Linked DNA regions of Homo sapiens: region 1 is linked to region 2. The links are chromatin loops, found by intact Hi-C in ENCODE. Cell type or tissue: dorsolateral prefrontal cortex. All regions are shown on one strand.

The links. A loop is a pair of places that touch in the nucleus more often than their neighbours do. Peaks named below come from ENCODE experiments on the same cell type or tissue, not always from the same donor. Only the 100,000 strongest peaks of a DNase experiment are listed, where the experiment ranks them.
Region 1: it touches region 2 in a loop (1.9-fold over the local background); 11 of 110 quality-filtered maps call a loop at or near these places.

The regions. Positions count from the first base shown.
Region 1 is chr7:143,352,170-143,360,169 of GRCh38, forward strand. It overlaps FAM131B (family with sequence similarity 131 member B), which reads right to left. Exons shown (of 7, transcript NM_001031690.3): 2 at 7,871-7,980; 3 at 7,563-7,598; 4 at 7,157-7,250; 5 at 6,658-6,855; 6 at 5,111-5,254; 7 at 1,231-4,853. The coding sequence ends at 4,381. Among named protein-coding and RNA genes, the nearest start is that of FAM131B-AS1, 5.5 kb to the right of the region's middle. In dorsolateral prefrontal cortex, a CTCF peak has its summit at 3,469 (motif pointing left); a DNase peak (open chromatin) is centred at 6,704; H3K27ac peaks cover 4,228 bases.
Region 2 is chr7:143,301,210-143,309,209 of GRCh38, forward strand. CASP2 (caspase 2) reads left to right here. Exons shown (of 11, transcript NM_032982.4): 9 at 2,575-2,724; 10 at 3,465-3,574; 11 at 3,731-6,487. The coding sequence ends at 3,862. Among named protein-coding and RNA genes, the nearest start is that of CLCN1, 11 kb to the right of the region's middle. In dorsolateral prefrontal cortex, a CTCF peak has its summit at 4,448 (motif pointing left); a DNase peak (open chromatin) is centred at 4,442.

The DNA.
Region 1 (8,000 bases), 51 kb after region 2:
ATTCCCAGCCAGGCAGGTGGCCCTAACCCTAGCGAAGGGCCCCTGATATTCCGTGGGGCTTCCCGAGTGTTCCTGGTGTGCAGGAAGGGAATCCCCTGCCTCTCTCTGCCTCCCCCTCCCCACCCAACAATTCCCCAGTACTCTTGTCCCAGCACTGTGCTATCTGTGCCTCAGTGTCTACAAGAGGTGGGGTGAGGGGAGGCCCAGAATGACTGTGGCCCTGCAAGTGCCATGTCGGAGGAGGGGATGGGACCATCCTATGGCCTCGGGCACTGACTACCCCAGAATGTGCCTCCAGACCAGCCACAGCCGCTTCTCTTGGAGCCCTGCGCTGGCCCACGTCTGCTCCTGCAGTCTGCCTCTGAGCCCACTGCCTGTGTCGAGGCCAGCCACAGCCACTTCTCTTGGAGCCCCGCACTGGCCCATGTGCACTCCTGCAATCTGCCTCTGACCCCACTGCCTGTCTCCAGGCCAGGCCGTGACTAGCGCAGTGAGAGGCCGCCCACATTCCCCCTCCGTTGTCCCCTGCTTCAAGCAGTGAGATGCAGAGAAAAAGACTGTCAGGGGCAGCGGCCTGGAAGAAAAGGTCGCCAAAGGCTCTGTGCAAAAGACACAAGTGCCCTGTTGCTCAACAATCACGCCCCCATGGTGTCCGCCGACTCCCTCTGGCAGAAAACTTTCTATTCCACAGCACAGCTTCCTTGTCCTCCAGTGTCCAGGTTACTCCCTAGGAAACACATCCTCCCTCTTGTTATTGACTTGTCCTGCCAAAGGTCAGCTCTACCCTGGAGCTGCTCTAGCCAGGGCCTCTCCTGCCAAGAATCAGGGCTCAGAGCAGCTAGGTCACTGGGTCACTCAGACACCAGCCCCCTCTTAGACTGGTTCTTCAGATGCCTCTCCTAGGGGTGGAGAGTTAGGAGCTGAGCGTCAAGATGGCAGGGCTCTTGAGTGCTGCCCCGCACTTGGGAGAGTCACATCTTCACCCTCCCCAAATCAGCAGCAGGAAGCCTGGCTATGCACTCCATTAGCGTGCTTTCTCTACAAAGAGAGGCCAGGTGCTGTGAGCATCCCCAAACCCTTGCTCCGTACCCAAGGTTTTTCTCCCCAGCCTGCCATCCCGTATGCCGTTCTTAATTCTACCATTGTGCCCCCGCTCCGACATTCTCCTCCTTTGCCTCCCCTGTTCCCAGTCTCCTCCATCCCCCAAATAAGACACTCACAGTCAGAGGATGCCACCACATTCTGTTTAGTGTCATTGAACACAGCCTGTAGCCTTCTCCAGCATCACATCCCTCCCACTTCCCCAGGCCAAGAGAGATGCTGAAGCCTGGGTGGGGGACTGGCAGTGGGCATTTGAGCCCATGCCCTTGTGTACATAATCTCTAATATTTATATATATTGATATAGAATTCTCTCTATAATATATGTCATAGAATCTCTCTTGGGCCTGGCGTGGGAATGTGACATTAAGAAAACATGCTAAGACTGGCCAGAAAAATGGATATTTCCCAGACCTGGAGGATGGTGTGTGGGATGTATAGGTGAGGTCGTGGAGAAGATAATAAACTCATTCCCCAAGATACCCTCTTCAACACAAGGACAAGAAGGAAGGTGTGTGGTGGGGGAGGGGACAATGGAGGGGGAGGAGTGGAAGATTTGGATTTTCATTTAATAAAGTCAATTGAAAATGAAAGTGCACCCCCCCTCCAAAAAAAGAAAATCATTTAGCAAGAGCAGTTTCATTCACAAGAATATAAAAACAGCCCTGTTCCAGGACTGCTGTAAAACGTGCTGCACAGCCTTAACCCCAAAGGAAAAGCAACCCTTTCCCACCCCGAAACAGCCTCTTCCTGCACATGCCCCTCCCCACCCCCTGAAATAGACGATAAGCAACCCCCATGCACCCTGCCCCCAGCACCAGAAGAGTCCTAAGATGGTCCCAGGCCAGCTCCTCAGTCTCCCTCTTCAGAGCGAGTAGGAGCTCCTTGCAGAAGACAGACCCCCACCTGACTTCCATCTGCAGCAATATGCCAGCACCCTGGGGAAAGCAGGTTCATGTATGAACCCTGCTAGAGTCCTTCAGATCTTTAGTCATCTTTTGTCAGGGACCATTTGGCTTCCTTGGGAAAGGGAAGGAGGAACGAAAGCTGCTGTGGTCTACCTTTCCTAACTCCCCCGGGCCTGAGCAAAAACGAACTGTAATGAATGAACGCACTCACTAGGTGAGCTGTCCACCGTGGTCTGGGGGTATGATATGGGCACTGAGAGGATGAGACGACAGGAAGAGGTGATGTGGGAATAGCACACATTGGAGAAGGTGAGGAACCAGGGACCCCATGGAAGGAAGGTCACATGAACATGCAAAACCCCAGAGCCTGCAGCAGGAGACGGGTGGGGAATAGCTGCCAGGGCGGGCATGCTAGACCACCTCTCAGAGCTCCTGGAAATGAGGTCCTGGGACATGGAGTCAGCACACGTTAGCAAGCACAAGAGGACTCTTCCCCTGTACAGGCAGCATTCGGTTAGGTGACTGCACCTGCCTTGGTTCACCTTGCCTACGCCCATGTTTCCTCCAAAAACCAACCTCAGGATAACCATTGTCCCCCTTCCATGGAAGACACAGAACCCCCTGCCCTGCTTGCATCCCAGAAGTGTGAGTAAGAGAGTATGAACTTGATGGCGGGACAGGACCATAGATGGACAGAAACACCCCAACTCTCAACCTTCTCACTCCAAAATAATAAGTTCTGGGGCCTGGGGGTGAGGGCAAAGTTTGTGCCCAGGGCCAGGAGAGGACAACAGTGCTCCCTTCCAGCAGAGGATGCAAGTGGTAGGACTCCTGACAGAGTGTGGGTAGGACACAGGCCTGGGAGCCGGAGCCTTGGAAGGGCGTGAGGAAAGAAGGAGATAGGGCAGTGAGCCTCTTAGGCCTCTCTCTCCTACCCGAACTCTGCCTGTGCCAAGGGCTGGGGAGGGGCTACCTGGGCAGTGGCAGGGCCAAGTGCTCTCCAACCCCACAGCACCGCTGCTTTGCTCCGCCCATCCTCTGCCTGTGCTCTCACGGTAGTGCTGGGGCGCATATGCTGCTCAGTCCCCACCAGCATGGATGCCAAGTGTGGGAGGGCAAGCTTGTGCCTCACCATACACCATCCTGGAAGGAAGAATCCGCTGATTTTCCTCTCTTCCTCTGGTAGGAGGCCTGGGGAGGCAGGGAGGACAGCTGTGAGGCTGTTTGGGAGTCCTGGGAGGAGCTGAAGAAGGGGCAGAAAGTGCCGAGTGCCCACCCTGGCCCTCAGCTGCAACCCTGCCTGGCTGAGGGAGTGACAGCACCGGACTCCTCCCTCCACTCCACTCAACCCTGAGTGCCCAAGAAGTTATAAAAATGTAGAAAAGGCAAAGAGAAAAGTGTAAACAGCTTCAGAGGACAGGGGTGAATAAGGGGAGACAGCCCTCATGCTCCCCCTGCTGTTGGCGACACCTGCATCCTGCGTTGGTGTATCCAAGATGGGTGTCCCCACACCCTCCTCAGGCTCCCGGAGCAGGGATGGAAGAAAGCTGAAAGGGAAGCAAGAGCTGGAGCAGCCAGCCCTGGCTGGGTCTTTTCCCAGATCCTTAGGATCTTCCTTTTAGCCATGGGATATTAAAGATCCCAGAGCAAGGGGCTGTGTTTGTTCTTAGTCTCCTCAGTGACTCTCTTGTCTCCGGGCAGGCCTTGATAGAAAGAACCACATCCGTGCCCCCTGTAGATCTCAGCTGCCACATCCACCTCCTCCTCGACTCCTGATCTCAGAAGCCAAATGACCTGCTGAGGCAGCCTCTCCACCCTCCCCATGGACGTGCCCTTCAGGCAGCCTCCCCTGCGCCTGTCCAGCCATGTCCAACAGCCCCTGAGGTCTGTTCTCTCAGTAGGGATGAGCTGGGGCCACAGCCAGAGAAAACAGAGTTGGGAAAAGCAAGAGTGAAATGGAGAAAGGAGGCATTCAGACAGCAGAGTTACAGCTCCTGGAAGACGAAATCGGGGCGTGAAGAACTGAGATCCAGTCTTGAGCACAGCTGCGCTGCCCCCGTCCTCAGGGTGCACACACTGGAGGCTTTGTCGGCACAGACCCAGAAGCCCACAGCCCAGGTCCTTCTCCACAGCCACACCAAGCTCACGGCCATCTAGTTGCCCAGGTCTCAGTTCCCAGGCCTGTGGGTTTCTAGAGTGTAAGCCTGGATAAAATCCCATCCTGGTCCTCCATTTCCAGGAGAGGACTGGAAGCTCCTGGGTTCCCCAATGTTGTCTGCCCAGTTTCAGCTGTACTGCTGGGGGGAGGGAGGGTATGGGTCACAGCCATGGCCCTCAGGTGGGAGTGGAAGGCAGGGCATTGGGGGAGGAAACTAGTTGTTGGCCTCGCCTTCCTCCTCATCAAAGGACTGCACACCTGAGGATGTGACGTCAGACACCTTCCGGCTGAGAGCGGTAGACATCTCAGGGTCTTCTCGTGGGGAAAGTGACTCCAGGTCCCGGCATCCCGCATCCTCTTCCTCCTCAGGTGCCAATGGCCTCTTCTCCTCCTCAGCAGGGCCCCTTGCCAGGTCCACTGCGCCTACCCCCGGAGCCCAGTCAGTGTCTCCCCCCAGCAAAGGTGGAGGCTCCAGAGCAGAGTATCCTGAAGCTGGTTGGGAAGGTCCCATTTCATGCAAGCTGGGTTGTGAGTCATCAAATGCAGGCCCAAGATAGGATCCTGTGGCCGGAGAGGCAATGAGGGACTGATCGCTGGCTTCCCAGGCATCTGACGACCCCAGACAGTACATACCCTGGGACACGTAAGAGTGAGGCCATCCATCCATGGGTGCTTGAGCCAGGGCATCTGGAAAAAGAATCATGGAGGTCAGTGGGGCCACAGAATGTCAAGGGCAGGAATGACAGCACAGACAGCACAAGAGACAGCTAAGAGACAGCACAGAGAACTGGCAGTAAGACACAGAGTGCACAGTGAGTAGGGAGGACAATGGGAAAGCTGAGATGGACAAGGAAGTCTTAAAAGAACGGAGCTGAGTGGAGGCAGCTGAGATAGTTGGGGAGGCCTCATAGGCTCCAGAGTTTGGATTCTGGAACATCTCTCACCCTGACTGTCCATCAGTTCCTGGTAGTTGTCACTGTAGTTGCAGCCCAATGGCTCCTGGGTGGAGTTCACACTCATGTCCTCACCATCCATGGAAGACCAGGCCATGAGTGTGGCCTCAGAGATAGCAAACTGCTCCATGACGCCTGGGGGAAGAAATGCAACAACCACAAAATACCTCAGGGAATCCTTAGACATGTGCGTGGGGTAGGAAAACATCTTAGTGCAGCACTGTTCAGTAGAAATATAATGCAAGCCACTTATATCATTTTAAATTTTCCAGTAGCCACATTTAAAATTAAAAAGAAACAGGTTAAATCAATTGAAATAATAGATCTTATTTAATTCGATATATAAAAAGATTTTCATCTCAACATATAATCAAAATAAAAGTTATTAATGAGATATTTTACATTCTTTTATTTATATGAAGCCTTTGAGATCCAGCTGGTATTTTATACTTATAAGCACATCTCCATTCAGAAGAGCCACATTTCAAGTTCTCAATAACCACATGAGGCCAGTGGCTAATGTATTGGACAGCACAGCCTTTGTGTATGTCCCCAGAGAAGGGAGAATTGTAGGGGACTTCCTAAAAAATCAGATTTAGGATTCCTAGGGGAAAGAGTTAGGGGTCTTCTGATGAGATATCCTAAGAGATTCAAATTCGAGATTTCCAGATATTTATCTTTGGAGGTTTTTAGGAATTGCAGTCTAGAGAGTAGATTTCAAGATCAACAGAGAACCCCCAAGAGAGCATCGTGGGCTTGTGGGTCCACCATAATATAAAACTGAAATTCAAGGGATTGGAAGGAAAAGGGGATGGGTAGACCTGGGGATCCCTATTCTAGTCAAATCCATGAGCGTGTTGAAGCTGGTACTGCTCCTGCCCCCCACCCTACATGTTTGTCACCCTGTTCACTGATATTTCTCCTCCCACCCATACCACCAACTCAATACTTCCTTTCTCTTCCAGACCTATCCCTTTCTAGGCATCTTATTTAGACCTGCACTACAGCTTGGCCACTCTTGTAGGCACACTGCATGCCTGTTATCAGACCTACACTACTTTCCTGGAACTAAACCTCTTCTGTAGGCCTCCCGTCTCTCACACAGTTCCCTTAATCTTCTAGTGGTTGTCACAAGTAATGAGTCTAGTAGGCAAATTCATGACTCGAAATGCTAAAGGGCAAAGGCTAAAAGAGATCCCCAAGGCCTTTCTTTCTTTCAAAGACCAAGGTCTCCCCATTTTTTTCCCTGCACTTGAGGGAGTTCAGGTTTGGATAGTCCCGTGATGAGGAGAGAAGGCATCTGGGATGGGTGGACCCACAAATCCCATCTAATTACACGCATTTTCTGAGATGATTATAAAAATATGTTTGAGGGCACTTATTTGAATTACCACATCAAAATACTTAGAGCTGTTTGGGAAATGTGAATCTACGGTCAAAGTATGGATGGAGCTAATCCTGCCACAGGGGATCAGGTTGGAGGGTCGGTCCCTGGCCATCCTGCAAATGTGTCTCTTGAGGCTTTAGGGTACCTGTACCTGCTAGAAAACGTGCCTCCTTCTCGCCATCGCTGAGGTCGGAGTAGGCATCCGTATCCCTGCGCACGGACTCATGGCTGTGTTGTGGCTGAACAGCTGGTGTCTTCCCCCAGCCCTGCCACTCAATCATGTGGGCCACCCGGCCTTGCCCCATGGCTGTGGGCTTTGTCACATGGTCCTTCATGCTCCGTGAGATCCCTATGGGGCCAGACATTTCCCACATCCTCCAGAATATCACACAATACCCATAACCAGACCCTCCCAGTTCCTCCCACCCCAGCCCCATGAGGCTCCATCCCACTGGGCCAGGCTCCCCTAAGGACTCCATAGATGGGGTAGTGGAGGGAATGGCCTGGAGGATGGGAGGCTTGACAGAAGGGTGAATAGGTCAGGGGGTGGGGATGAGGGTCTTCATCAACCTCGAAGGAGCAGGGAGACTGAGCCAAGGAGTCTGTCAGCATTATTTTGTCTGAAGGCATTCTTACATCAGGAGTCTCACCTGAGAATGATGACTTGGCCAGGGCCCCAATGCCATAGGCGTTAGAGTTTCGCTTAAGCTTCGGAAGAATGGAAGTGGTGTCCTCCATGGAGAGCTGGGATGGGAATGTGGGAGGAAGGGCAGAGGAATAAGAAGGTACGGGCGTGCTTTATACATGGAGGAGGTTCATGGTTTCCAGGAAAAAGCATTCGAGCTAGGGCAGATGATAAGAAAAGCTACTATACCCAAGAGTCCCAAGGAGGGATATATCCCCAGTGCTCTGGAAAACTGGGGCACAGGTTGAGAACGTGAGTGCTCACAGTGCCTATTGGAGCCAGGGAATACCGTGCTGGTTGGAAGGTGCAAGGGAGAAGATGAGGAGGAGGAGTTCGGGAGGATGGGGAGGTCTGGGGGCAGCTGCACTCACGTTGATGCCGTCCCAGGAGAAATCAGTTCGAGTTTGCTGTGAGGAGAGAGGAAAGGGAATGGGCATCCCAGTCACTCGCAGGAATGCAAGGAAGCCCCCTTCCTCAGAGGGCCTTCCAGGAGTGCGGGATGTGGGGAGGGCTTTCCTGAGGTTGATGCCGCTAACTGGGTTCTCCATGTGGACTGCTTGGCATGTGTTGTGAGAAATGTTCTGTAGAAGTGTCAGTCTGAAGGAGTGTTTGGGTTGTTGCCTTGGAATTGAGGAAGTGCAGGCAGCCAGAGACTTGGGGTGGCTGAGTGAGGTCTCACCTCAGTCGATGGCCGATGGAGGCTGCTCCCGTGCAGTGAGCTGGTGCTGTCCATGTTGATTTGATCGACATCCTTCAGGCCCTTCCAATCCACTGCAATCACCTCATTCCCTGAGGGGGCCAGAAGGTTA
Region 2 (8,000 bases):
GCCGTAAAGGGCTTATAGTTTGCTTTAAAGGTCACTTTGTCCAAACATTCAAATAATTACTTTTTTAATCTCTCATGTGGCCAAATGTAAATAGCTAATATTATTGTCATCCTGATCTAGTATTACCGCAGAATATAGTCTGCTGAGGCCCTGCAACATGACTCAGACTACGGCAGTTACTACCGCAAAAGCAGAAGGAAATGTGGCCTCTCTAAGGAGCAGACCAGTTACTCAGGAAAATAAAGTAAATATACATGAAGTAGCTTAAGACTAGTTCACAGGCCTCATGTAAGCAAAGGTGAAATTAGCAAGGTACAAACTGTACTTAGGAAGGAGTATGCAGTAAGAGTAGATCATTTTAAGTGAGGGTAGTTTAAAGAGATTTTTTAGATAAGATAAGGCTTAATTTGTACCTGGAGTAATTTGATTTACATAGTTATAGAGTAGTATCTAGAGTCTGTCGTAGGAAAGAAACAATACAATATGATAAGTACACTGAGAGGCAGAGGGCATGTTGTGTCTCCCCTCCTCCCAAACAGATGCTCGGATCTGATTTTAAAATAGCATCTGTGTGAGTATGTGAGATGTGGCTGGTCACAATGAAGTGGGTTCACCTCCTTACAAACCTTTAGTCATAACTGAGGTTTTGGACATCAGCAGGTAAAAGTAAGGAACAGTTGGGAGCTTAAGTAAGAAATAATGTGATGAATTGTTTTTCCAGCAAGGTTGCCATGGAGGGGGCTGCACTAAGGAAAGAGGTTATGGGTCAGCAACTTTACTTTTCATTCCCTGCTCTATCCCCAGGCCCAGGGCACTGCCTGATGCATGGTAGCACTTATAAATGTTCAATGAATGGATGAAAATTAATCTGCCTGAAAAACTGTAGGTATTATGTAAAAAACAAATATGAGGATATTGTGACAAAAGAACCAGTGACATTTATTGATTGATGGATCTGTGATATAAAGGTGAGAGAGGAATTCTCCTTTCTCTTTAGCTTGGCCTGTTTCCTTTAGGCGTCTTTACTAACAAAACGACGTTAAATTGTGATTTTCTCATCCTATATCCAGGGATTTAATACACTATTGGATCTGGATAAGGAGTAATTGCTCTTTTCTGGAGTAATCTGGATCTTTTGCTCTGTCTCTCTAACTTTTCTGAAATTAAATCCTTCAAGGAATGACCAGTAGCCAATTGTTCCATTGAAAATTTGAGTTCACCTGTCTTCCTGCTGTATTTGGTTAATATAATTAATGTCTAGAAAAAGCTCCACCCCCCTGCCCCAGTCAGCTTCTAAACTGGAGTGTAAGCTCCATGACGGCAGGAATTTTCTCTTCACTCTATCCCTAGGCCTTAAAGTAAGACAGTGCCCAACACATGGCAGTTGCTTGACACATTTTTATTAAACCTGTGCTTTGGTCCTTTTCCCCCAATTCTTGAAGCTTCCCTTCTTTCCTAGGCTCCCTCGACATTGCATGGATCAGGAAGTACTGTAAAAGAGCATACTCTTACTTTTGATGTGTTGACCTGAGAGTCCTCCCCATCTGTCTTGCCTACTGACAGCACCCCTGCCCACACCCAAAATAAAACAACATCATCAAAAATAAGAGTCTGTCTTGGGATACATAAGGCTTGTATCAAGAGCAAGGATCTGCTCAGGGTATGTTGAGAAATTACTGCTAAAATTGAATAAGGATGATCTTTTTAAATTTTCTGGGAGAAAACAGTCAAGTTCTCCCCACTTTAAGTTTTTCCTCTTAAAATTTTCATAAGGCCAGGTGCAGTGACTCATGCCTATAATCCCAACACTTTGGGAGGCCGAGGCAGAAGGATCACTTGAAGCCAGGAGTTCAAGACAAGCCTGGTCAACGTAGCAAGACCCCATCTCTATTAAAAAAAGAAAAAAAAAGATTTAAAAAGTTATTTTAAAAAATAAATTAAAAATTTTTTTTCTTAAATCTTGGATGCTTGCTATAATTTATCTTATGAAATTAATAAACATAGTGCTTCGAAGATATCAAAACCACCTTGGAAACAACTGATCATACTTAGTTTTATTATTTTTTGATACATAGTTCGAGGTTGTGATTTTTATATAGCATACATATGGTAACCGTATTTGTTATTTATTACCTTGTTTTTTCTTGTTTATGTAATTAAATATATCAATATTTTATTATGTATTGCAATAAAAAGCACTGTGACTCCCAGGCATATTGTTAATTGAACAAGTGAGTTGTGGACTTAGATGATTTTCAGTTCCATTTACAAGGAGTATTTGATTTGGCATTTTCCCTGTCTTACACAGAATGGGAACTGCTCCAACCGCATAGATGTGCATGTGCTTGAGCGTGGTGCCCGGTGTGTATGAGGCATCCCCTGAGTAACAGATGCATGCTGAGAGAGTAATAATTTTTTTTTTTTTTTTTTAGTTTATCAGCCATAGGTTGGAGGCAACAGCTGGAAATGGCTCTTCCCCTTCAAGGTTGTAGGGAACGTGGGCTTGCCTGTGACAGGCCCAAGAGAGATAGGAAGAAGTAACATCATTGTCCATTCTGTCTGCCTTTGTTACAGATGAGACTGATCGTGGGGTTGACCAACAAGATGGAAAGAACCACGCAGGATCCCCTGGGTGCGAGGAGAGTGATGCCGGTAAAGAAAAGTTGCCGAAGATGAGACTGCCCACGCGCTCAGACATGATATGCGGCTATGCCTGCCTCAAAGGTACTTTGAGTTCCAAAAGAGTTGAGTCATACCTCATTTTGTTGCACTTTGCTTTATTGTGCTTTGCAGGTACAGGTTGAGTATCCCTTATCTGAAGTGTTGGAACCAGAAGTGTTTCAGATTTTGGATTTTTTTGTTTTTTTGGATTTTGGAATATTTGCGTTATACTTACTAGTTGAGTATCCCGTATCCAAATATTCTAAATTTAAAACACTCCCATGAGCACCTTCTTTGAGCATCATATTGGCACTTGGAAAGTTTCAGATTTTGAAGCATTTCAGATTTTTTGGATTTGGGATGCTCAGCTGCTTTTTACAAATTGAAGGTTTGTGGCAATCCTTTGAGCATCTGTCAGCACCATTTTTCTATTGGCATGCCTCTGTTAGCATTTTTCAGCAATAAAGTATGTTTTAATTACAGCATATGCATGTTTTAGACATAATGTTGTTGCACACTTAATAGACTGTAGGATAGTAACCATAACTTCCGTATACACTGGGAGACCTGAAAATTTGTATGACTTGCTTTATTGCCATATTCACTTTCTTAAGCTGGTCTGGAAACAGACCTACGGTATCTCCAAAGTATGCCAATAATCCAAAAGAGTACCCTCCTAGACTTAGATTCTTCATGCTGGGTTCTCTGACTAGGGAGGGTGCAGGTGTCATGGCCGAGTCTAGTTTGGGAAGTGCAGCTGTGTGATGGCATTCACACTGTGATTAATGCCCTTTTGGTTGCAGGGACTGCCGCCATGCGGAACACCAAACGAGGTTCCTGGTACATCGAGGCTCTTGCTCAAGTGTTTTCTGAGCGGGCTTGTGATATGCACGTGGCCGACATGCTGGTTAAGGTGAGCCAGCGGGCTCCGTGACCCCTGTGTGTCTCCACAGTGCTCTACTTTCCTCCTCTCTTGAATGCTCTTTCATAGTCCGTCTCCCCTTCCCGTTTGCTGCTCTCCTGAAGCCCGAGATTCTCAGACTTGGGCCTATTGGTTCTGCCCCTCCAGGTGAACGCACTTATCAAGGATCGGGAAGGTTATGCTCCTGGCACAGAATTCCACCGGTGCAAGGAGATGTCTGAATACTGCAGCACTCTGTGCCGCCACCTCTACCTGTTCCCAGGACACCCTCCCACATGATGTCACCTCCCCATCATCCACGCCAAGTGGAAGCCACTGGACCACAGGAGGTGTGATAGAGCCTTTGATCTTCAGGATGCACGGTTTCTGTTCTGCCCCCTCAGGGATGTGGGAATCTCCCAGACTTGTTTCCTGTGCCCATCATCTCTGCCTTTGAGTGTGGGACTCCAGGCCAGCTCCTTTTCTGTGAAGCCCTTTGCCTGTAGAGCCAGCCTTGGTTGGACCTATTGCCAGGAATGTTTCAGCTGCAGTTGAAGAGCCTGACAAGTGAAGTTGTAAACACAGTGTGGTTATGGGGAGAGGGCATATAAATTCCCCATATTTGTGTTCAGTTCCAGCTTTTGTAGATGGCACTTTAGTGATTGCTTTTATTACATTAGTTAAGATGTCTGAGAGACCATCTCCTATCTTTTATTTCATTCATATCCTCCGCCCTTTTTGTCCTAGAGTGAGAGTTTGGAAGGTGTCCAAATTTAATGTAGACATTATCTTTTGGCTCTGAAGAAGCAAACATGACTAGAGACGCACCTTGCTGCAGTGTCCAGAAGCGGCCTGTGCGTTCCCTTCAGTACTGCAGCGCCACCCAGTGGAAGGACACTCTTGGCTCGTTTGGGCTCAAGGCACCGCAGCCTGTCAGCCAACATTGCCTTGCATTTGTACCTTATTGATCTTTGCCCATGGAAGTCTCAAAGATCTTTCGTTGGTTGTTTCTCTGAGCTTTGTTACTGAAATGAGCCTCGTGGGGAGCATCAGAGAAGGCCAGGAAGAATGGTGTGTTTCCCTAGACTCTGTAACCACCTCTCTGTCTTTTTCCTTCCTGAGAAACGTCCATCTCTCTCCCTTACTATTCCCACTTTCATTCAATCAACCTGCACTTCATATCTAGATTTCTAGAAAAGCTTCCTAGCTTATCTCCCTGCTTCATATCTCTCCCTTCTTTACCTTCATTTCATCCTGTTGGCTGCTGCCACCAAATCTGTCTAGAATCCTGCTTTACAGGATCATGTAAATGCTCAAAGATGTAATGTAGTTCTTTGTTCCTGCTTTCTCTTTCAGTATTAAACTCTCCTTTGATATTATGTGGCTTTTATTTCAGTGCCATACATGTTATTGTTTTCAACCTAGAAACCTTTATCCCTGCTTATCTGAAACTTCCCAACTTCCCTGTTCTTTAAGACTTTTTTTTTTTTTTTTTTTTTTTTTGAGACAGAGTCTCGCTCTGTCGCCCAGGCTGGAGGGCAGTGGCACGATCTCAGCTCACTGCAAGCTCCAACTCCCGGGTTCACGCCATTCTCCTGCCTCAGCCTTCCAAGTAGCTGGGACTACAGGTGCCCGCCACCGTGCCCGGCTAATTTTTTTGTATTTTTAGTAGAGACAGGGTTTCACCATGTTAGCCGGGATGGTCTTGATCTCCTGACCTCATGATCCACCCACCTCAGCCTCCCAAAGTGTTGGGATTACAGGCGTGAGCCACTGCGCCCGGGCAAGACCTTTTTTTAAAAAAAAAAAAAAAAAAACTTCCATTCTTTCTTCCTCCAGTCTGTTCTCACATAACAGAGTAGTTTTGGTTTTTAATTTTTTTTGGTTGTTTGCTGTTTTTTGTTTTTTAAGGTGAGTTCTCACTATGTTTCTCAGACTGGTCTCGAACTCCTGGCCTCAAGCCATCTTCCCGCCTCAGCCTCTCAAATAGCTGGGCTTACAGGCATGAGCCACCACACCTGGCCAGGATTTGGTTGTTTAAATATAAATCTGATCACCCCCCTGCTTAGAACCCTTCTGCTTTCTATTACCCCTCATTTAAAATGTAAACTCTTCACCTTGGTTTATGAGAACTGGTTCTTGCCTTCCCCTTGAACCTCATTAAATGGTGATTTCTTGCTAAGCTCCAGCCCGAGTGGTCTCCTCTCAGCTTCTAATTTTGTGCTCTTTCCTGCCCTTTTCCTGGGCCTTCTCAGCTCTCCACCCCCACCACTCTTGACTCAGGTGGTGTCCTTCTTCCTCAAGTCTTGACAATTCCCGGGCCCTTCAGTCCCTGAGCAGTCTACTTCTGTGTCTGTCACCACATCTTGTCTTTTCCCCTCATTGCATTTATTGCAGTTTATATATATGCTACTTTTACTTGTTCATTTCTGTCTCCCCTACCAGGCTGTAAATGAGGGCAGAAACCTTGTTTGTTTTATTCACCATCATGTACCAAGTGCTTGGCACATAGTGGGCCTTCATTAAATGTTTGTTGAATAAAAGAGGGAAGAAGGCAAGCCAACCTTAGCTACAATCCTACCTTTTGATAAAATGTTCCTTTTGACAATATACACGGATTATTATTTGTACTTTGTTTTTCCATGTGTTTTGCTTTTATCCACTGGCATTTTTAGCTCCTTGAAGACATATCATGTGTGAGATAACTTCCTTCACATCTCCCATGGTCCCTAGCAAAATGCTAGGCCTGTAGTAGTCAAGGTGCTCAATAAATATTTGTTTGGGTGGTTTGTGAGCCTTGCTGCCAAGTCCTGCCTTTGGGTCGACATAGTATGGAAGTATTTGAGAGAGAGAACCTTTCCACTCCCACTGCCAGGATTTTGTATTGCCATCGGGTGCCAAATAAATGCTCATATTTATTACTGATGTGTGCTCAATATCTGTTTCTGTAGATACTCAGTCCTCTGAAGCCCACAGATTTCGTTTCCTTAGCCCCTTACACTGCAGCATTCCTTACCACCTCACAAGGCATACCCAGACCTGAAAACCCTTCTTATTTTGCTGCTGTGATCCTGTAAATATATGCAGGTGTGGGCCCATCTCAGTTTGCGTAGTCCTGGGATTTCTCACAGATGAAATGGAAGTTATTAGCAAACAGTGCTGGTTCTTGATTATTTAGACTATGAGATGTAGGCTGCCATAACAGATTGGGCTGGAATAGAAGGATGGGAGAGTGAAGATAGTAAAATTCCATTTCTTACCTGGTTGCATTTAAGGTCTTCTAGAGTGGGCATAGATTGTAAGAGAATTCTAGTGCAGCATAGAAGAGATCAAAGCAATGAATTTGTGTAAGTTGGGATATTTTGGGGGTGCATTGTATCTAAAGGATATGCCTGAGAGGTAAGTGCAGGTGCAGATGGGCCATGGAATTTGGCAAGAGATGGAATGTTCTGTAGGAACTTTGTACAGAAGTTTTGGTAGGAAACAAAACTTTTTTTTTTAAATACGGGATTTCACCATGTTGGCCAGGCTGGTCTCTAACTCCTGGCCTCAAGTGATCAGCCCGCTTCGGCCTCCCAAAGTGCTAGGATTATAGGTATGAGCCACCTATAACAAACCAGAAACAAAACTTTTTTGTTTGGTAGGAAACAGCTGTGGGAGCTGGAAATATTGTTGAGTCATACAGAGAAGGGTATGGCAGTCTAGGAAGAGCAGAAGGGGATTGAGGTGAGCTGAAGCACCTCGGCAGATAGAGCAGAATTTGGTACAGAACACTGGAGACAAAAGGGCATGAAAAATGGACTGAAACTGGTTGGTTGTACTGCAAGAAAAACAACCATGGGATAGCCTCAAGGGAAGGATACAAAATCTAGGACAGGCGAAGAAATTATGGAAATAGTGGAAGTAAGATAAATACCCATTTTCAGGATAGGAAGCATTTTCAGTGGTGTGATATGTTTGAGAATTACAGAGCAGTATCTCTGAACTGGATTCCATGTCCTCCCCGCCCCCCAACCCCCTTGCCCTTGAATAAGGGTATGAGGTTGAATTTCACAGCTCTGCTCCCTTCTGCTTACCTCTGCCAGAGGATTCTCTTCTAAAATTATTCCCCTCCCAGAGCTGGGGGCTGCCCTCTGCTGCCCTCCTCCATCCTGTTTCCTCTAATAGGGAAAAGGAAAACAGGAAGAAGGAAAAACTGTAATATCAGACCAAAGCTGATTTTTTTTTAATTTTTAAAATTTTATTCTATAAAATAGAGATGAGGTCTCACTATGTTGTTCACACTGGTTTCAAACATCTGGGTTCAAGTGATCCTCCTACCTCGGCCTCCCAGAGTACTGGGATCACAGACATGAGCCACCACACCCAACCAAAGCTGTGATATTAAGAATGGTGCCAGACTGGCCGGGCGCAGTGGCTCATGCCTGTAATCCCAGCA